Linked DNA regions of Homo sapiens: region 1 is linked to region 2. A link is a loop called in an ENCODE intact Hi-C map of the cell type or tissue named here. Cell type or tissue: mammary epithelial cell. All regions are shown on one strand.

Region 1 (2,500 bases), 150 kb before region 2:
ATAACACTCCCATGGATAAAAGGGTGCCACCTCACTACAGTTGGATGAGGGTGGAATTACACATTCTCCATGCATTCCCCATTGACCCCTGGGTAGAAGGGTCTTCTTGTTCTTCCTGGGCTAGGGTGGGGGGCCAGGAATGCAGGTGAGGAGAGGCCAGCAGGGGAGCAACTGAAGGCAGAGATGCTACCCTTCACTAGACCCTAATGCTTCCCAAGCAACCAGTGAAGTTCTTTATATGTAGTTACTTGAGACACTTTAAATATTCAACAATAAGACAGTGGACAATTAATTGTGGCATAGTCATGCAATTGAATGCCAAGCACGAATGACCATGAATGAATAATTGTTAAATGCATCAACATGGATGAATCTCAAGAACATAATGTGGCAAATAAAAAGGAAGCCACAGAAGAAAACACATATTGTGTTTCTAATCATATAAAGCTTGAAAACAGGCAAAACTAAGCAAAGTATTTTTTAGGGATACTTGAACAGGTGCAAATGAAAAAGTATAAAGAATAATAAGGGAATTATTAACAAAATTGAATAGTTGACTCTGGAAGAAAGAGTTGAGTACGATTGGAGAGAGGTACACAGAAGCCTTCAAAGGTACCACAAATGTTCTAGTTTATCAGTTCTCAAACTCATCTGTGTCAGAATCAGGTAGGAAATTTGATAAAAATTTAACAACCTGAGTTCTACTTCCAGGAATGTAAGCCTCTATAAGCCCTTCAGTTGATTCTGACAAAACCAAGTTTTAAGAACCACTGTTCTAGTTCTTGAGCTGGGTTGTTTCTAAATAGAAATTTGTTTGAAATTATTATCTAACTATATATGTGCTTTAAATGTACATATATATATGTATTTCATGTAAAATTTTATGTAGTTGTCTTAAAGGCCTGATTCATAGTTTCTAGGCAAAAATAGTTTCAGCAGTTCAAACCTCTTAACCATGACTGGACAGTCCTCAAGATACTTTAGGTGGCAGTCTCCATTCAGAAATTAGATTGTCCAGTCTTGCTTAATAGTCAAAACGTCAAACTTGAGTTAGCATTAAACTGTATTTCTTTTCTAGTTTATGCCTCCTTTAGGCAAAGACTGCCATAGAAAAGATGAAGTGTGGTTGACATGGTTGACTTCTTTTTTTACCTTCTCAAATCTCCCTCTACTAGCTGCTATACTCCAATCCACCATCATCAGCTGTCACAGTACTATTGCAATACTTTACTCTGGTCTATCTCCTTTCACTTTTGCTCTCGCCACAACCTTTACTCTATATAGCAACCTGAATAAACTTTGTTTATTTTATTTCAAACTAATTTTGGACTTAAAAAAAGTTGCAGAGATAGTTCAAGAGAATTCTCTTATACTCCTCACTCAGATTTTTCTAATGTTAGCATTTTACATAACCATAGTACACTTATCAAAACTGGGAAATTCACATTGGTACAACACTATTAACTAAACTACAAGTCTTATTTTTTCCACCATCCTTTTTCTGTTCCGAATCCTATCCAGGATCTCATATTGCATTTGATTGTTTTTCTACTTAGTCTCCTCCAATCTATAAAAGTTCTTCATTCTTTCCTTATCTTTCATGACCTTGACACATTTCAAGAATATTAGTTATTTTGTTAAATGTCCCTCAGTTTAGGTTTTTCTAATATTTTCTCATGATTGGGATGAAGCATTGTGATATGCCCTTATTTTAAAACTTTCTATGGCTTCCAATTCAATAAGAATAAAATCAAACATCATGTCCAAGTCTGGCATCATCTGATACTTAATTTTAGCTCATAGTTTACCTTAATGCACCCTGCTATGGCCACAGCAGGTGCTGTAGTTTGAATTTCCCAAGAAGTAGACTCTGAGATAGCATTTAACTTGCAGGGTGTTTATTAGGAAGTGCCCTTGGGAGCAACCTATGTGAAGGGAGGAGAAGAAAAGGGAGTGGGCACAGAGAGAAACAGAGCTGCAGGACTGGCCCAGTAATAGACTGATCCTATATGGAGCAGTGTGGCTAGAAATAGCCTTTCAGGGTTATCTTCCTTTGAAATGAGATGGCCAAGCCTTATACTCCCATGTAAATCCATCACTGGATGTGGTCTATCTTGAGAAAGAGGTAACCTTGGTAATATGGCTCTCTGCAGCTGAGGGAGCCCCTGAAGGTGGTAACACTGAAGGCTGCCTGCCCTTAGCACTCCCAGCAGCTGGGACAATAAGTCATTCAATAAAGGTGTATCTAGGTAGCACATCACAGTATTCCAACACACTTTCAGTTTAAGATTTTTTCTCTTTAGAAAATTTCATGTACTTGTATTTCTATCTGGTATACTTTCCCTTGGCATTTGCATGGGTAACTCATCTTTATCCTTCAGAAATCAGCTAAAATATCAGCGCCATGGTGAGACCATCCTGATTTCTTTCTCTTTACTTCAAGATTTATGATCACATATCTGTTATTGTTTTGCTGGCTCCCTATGAAGCCGAGAGTTCC
Region 2 (2,500 bases):
AACTTTTCTCCAAGTACACGTCTTAGAATCCTTTGCTGTGAATTTAAAATGCTTCAGCTATCACTTAGAAAAGATTTAATAAAGCTACTGTCAATTGGAAACTAGTACCATTTGATCGGACATGCAGCTATACCACAGTATGACACACACATATTTATCACCAAGAGAAAAGTGGCTTTTTAAAAATGTGTTAGCTATAAGAAAAGATAACCAGCTTTCTGGGAGCTCTAAATATATACATATCTAGGGAATGATTTAACTATTTAATCACAGATGTCTAATTTTAAGAGGCAACTCACTTGCCAAATTATAGTAATAGTGCTTCACCAGTGTGGTTAGCTCTTGGTGGGGGAGGATAAGGGTGGAATTTACAAGGTGAAGCAGGGGTTTTTTTGATTGCTTGCTTTTTTTTCTCTTTAAATAAGTTAAGGCCAATCCCATCTATGAAGTATATTTTGGCACTGCCTACAAACCAGAGCATACATACTGAAGTGGGGGAAAAGACCGTTTATATAGGTTTGGCTAAGTCTTACCCTCAATGTAAAATAAAGCATTTGTAGAACACACAAACTTACATTTCATAAACCACTAAAACTAACTGTTCATAACTCTACTTTTATGAATAAGACTAACAATTAAAGTGAGGCAAGGGTTTAGTGTGGTCACTTTCAATGCCAAAATACAAAAGATTATCTTTTATAAATCTTTACATTTAGATGAGAAAAGGTAAATTTTTAATTCTCAAAGGTATCTATTCTCCACATCTTAGTACTAAAGTTAAGGTGGTCTTTTGCCCCTTGTTTTAAATTTAATCTAGGTAATACAAATAGGAAAATCTGTAAATAAAATTTTATTAAAGGTTATTCTGTAAATTAGTGTCAACCACTAAACAATACTATACAGTTTTAAGTTTATTAAAAACACAAAGAATAGAATATGTAGAATATATAACACCATAGAATATTAACCAATAATGCATTTTCAGTTTAAAAATAAAAGGAAAAGAAAAGAAATAGGTTCAAACTAGAAATGTTGAGTTATATAATTCTGTTATCTAACAATTAAGATGACAACTAAGCCCCAAGGGTGAGTGATAGGACTGTAACCAAGGTACTTCTGCTCAAGTCCTAGTCACACTGCAAACAAACAAAACAAAAATAATAATAAACAAAAACTCCCATACATTCTGGCTAAAGACCATTTATTTGAGGTATGAGAAAGAGTTTAAAGGGAGGGAAAGACTATTAAAAGTTAAGCCTGCCACCTGCTGTTGGAAGGCCTGCTTTGAACTGGGATAAAGACCATTTCTTGAAATGTTAACCTAGAATTTGAAGAGCTTACACTCCACACGGTTAGAACAGGGGCAACCTATACACCAAACCAAGAAGTAAAGAAACCCATTGATGTTTAAAGCTACACTGAGAGAGATAAAAGTCACATTCGCATCAAAGTTCTACTGGAAATGAAAGAAATGCTGCTTCGTGCGTCATTCTACTGAAGGAAGAGTAGAATTACTCTGTCTTTTAAACTGATTACCTGGACAATTCTATTTTGCCCCCAAAAAGCATCTCTGACTTTAGAAATTATCATTTTTAGAAAGAAATTTTGACCCTAGGGACTATATGTGGAAGTAAATGAAGAGAGATGAACGATTTCACAGCATTGCCAGAATGCTAACTTTACCAAGTCAAAATTGTCTAATTCACTGTTTTTAACACAAATGTGAAAGAATCTATGCTTCTTTGAGTAAAAGAACTTCCAGATGCTTTCCAGTTCCATGATTTTCTATAACCTCACAAAGTCTGGCCCCACATGTCCCCCTAAACCCCATCCATGATATTTCACATATTTTTGTTCATGCACCAGTAGTTTTCTGTAACTAAATAGGAATAGAGTCAAATTCTATCACAATCATGTTTAGGGATTTGACAGAGCATAAGCCAGTCCACTATTCTAATGAAGTCAGAGTTTACTTTAGAAGTGAACAAAAACTGCCACCCACAGTGTATATCTCATGTTAAGTGATTCTTAACATATACACAAACACAGACACAAAACCAAAGGGATACAATGAAACTTTGAGAGATGTTGAATACATCCATTACCTTGATTATGGTGATGGTATCACAGGTGTTTGCATATATCCAAACTCATGAAATTTTCCACATGAAATATGTGCAGTTCTTTATCAATTATACTTCAATAAAGCTGTTTTTTTTTTTAAAAAAAGCTGCCTCCCACACCGTTAAGAACAAAAAGTCCAATTAACTCTAACTGTAGGCCAGGGAAGAAATGCACCCATGTATACACAGTGCGCCACAGGGTGAAATTATGCTAGAGGAGAAATCAGCCTTTTAAATACAGGTGTCTAATTAAAGTATGTTCTTATGAACTTGGATTCCTTCTGTGTTATGTTATGTTAGAGCAACTGAGCCAGGGTATCACCATAACCGGGCACGTGGTTGAAACCCGTCCAGCTCTTGCATACCTGAGATCCTGT

Evidence for each region. A loop is a pair of places that touch in the nucleus more often than their neighbours do. Peaks named below come from ENCODE experiments on the same cell type or tissue, not always from the same donor. Only the 100,000 strongest peaks of a DNase experiment are listed, where the experiment ranks them.
Region 1: a loop joins it to region 2, with 13 times the contacts of the local background. A loop is called at or near these places in 5 of 110 quality-filtered maps.

The regions. Positions count from the first base shown.
Region 1 is chrX:45,595,392-45,597,891 of GRCh38, forward strand. No RefSeq gene overlaps it. Among named protein-coding and RNA genes, the nearest start is that of LINC01204, 91 kb to the left of the region's middle. In mammary epithelial cell, a CTCF peak has its summit at 986; no DNase peak of the experiment used is centred here.
Region 2 is chrX:45,748,285-45,750,784 of GRCh38, forward strand. It overlaps MIR222HG (miR222/221 cluster host gene), which reads right to left. Exons shown (of 2, transcript NR_170290.1): 2 at 1-2,500. Among named protein-coding and RNA genes, the nearest start is that of MIR222, 2.4 kb to the left of the region's middle. In mammary epithelial cell, a CTCF peak has its summit at 1,282 (motif pointing left); no DNase peak of the experiment used is centred here; H3K27ac peaks cover 2,500 bases.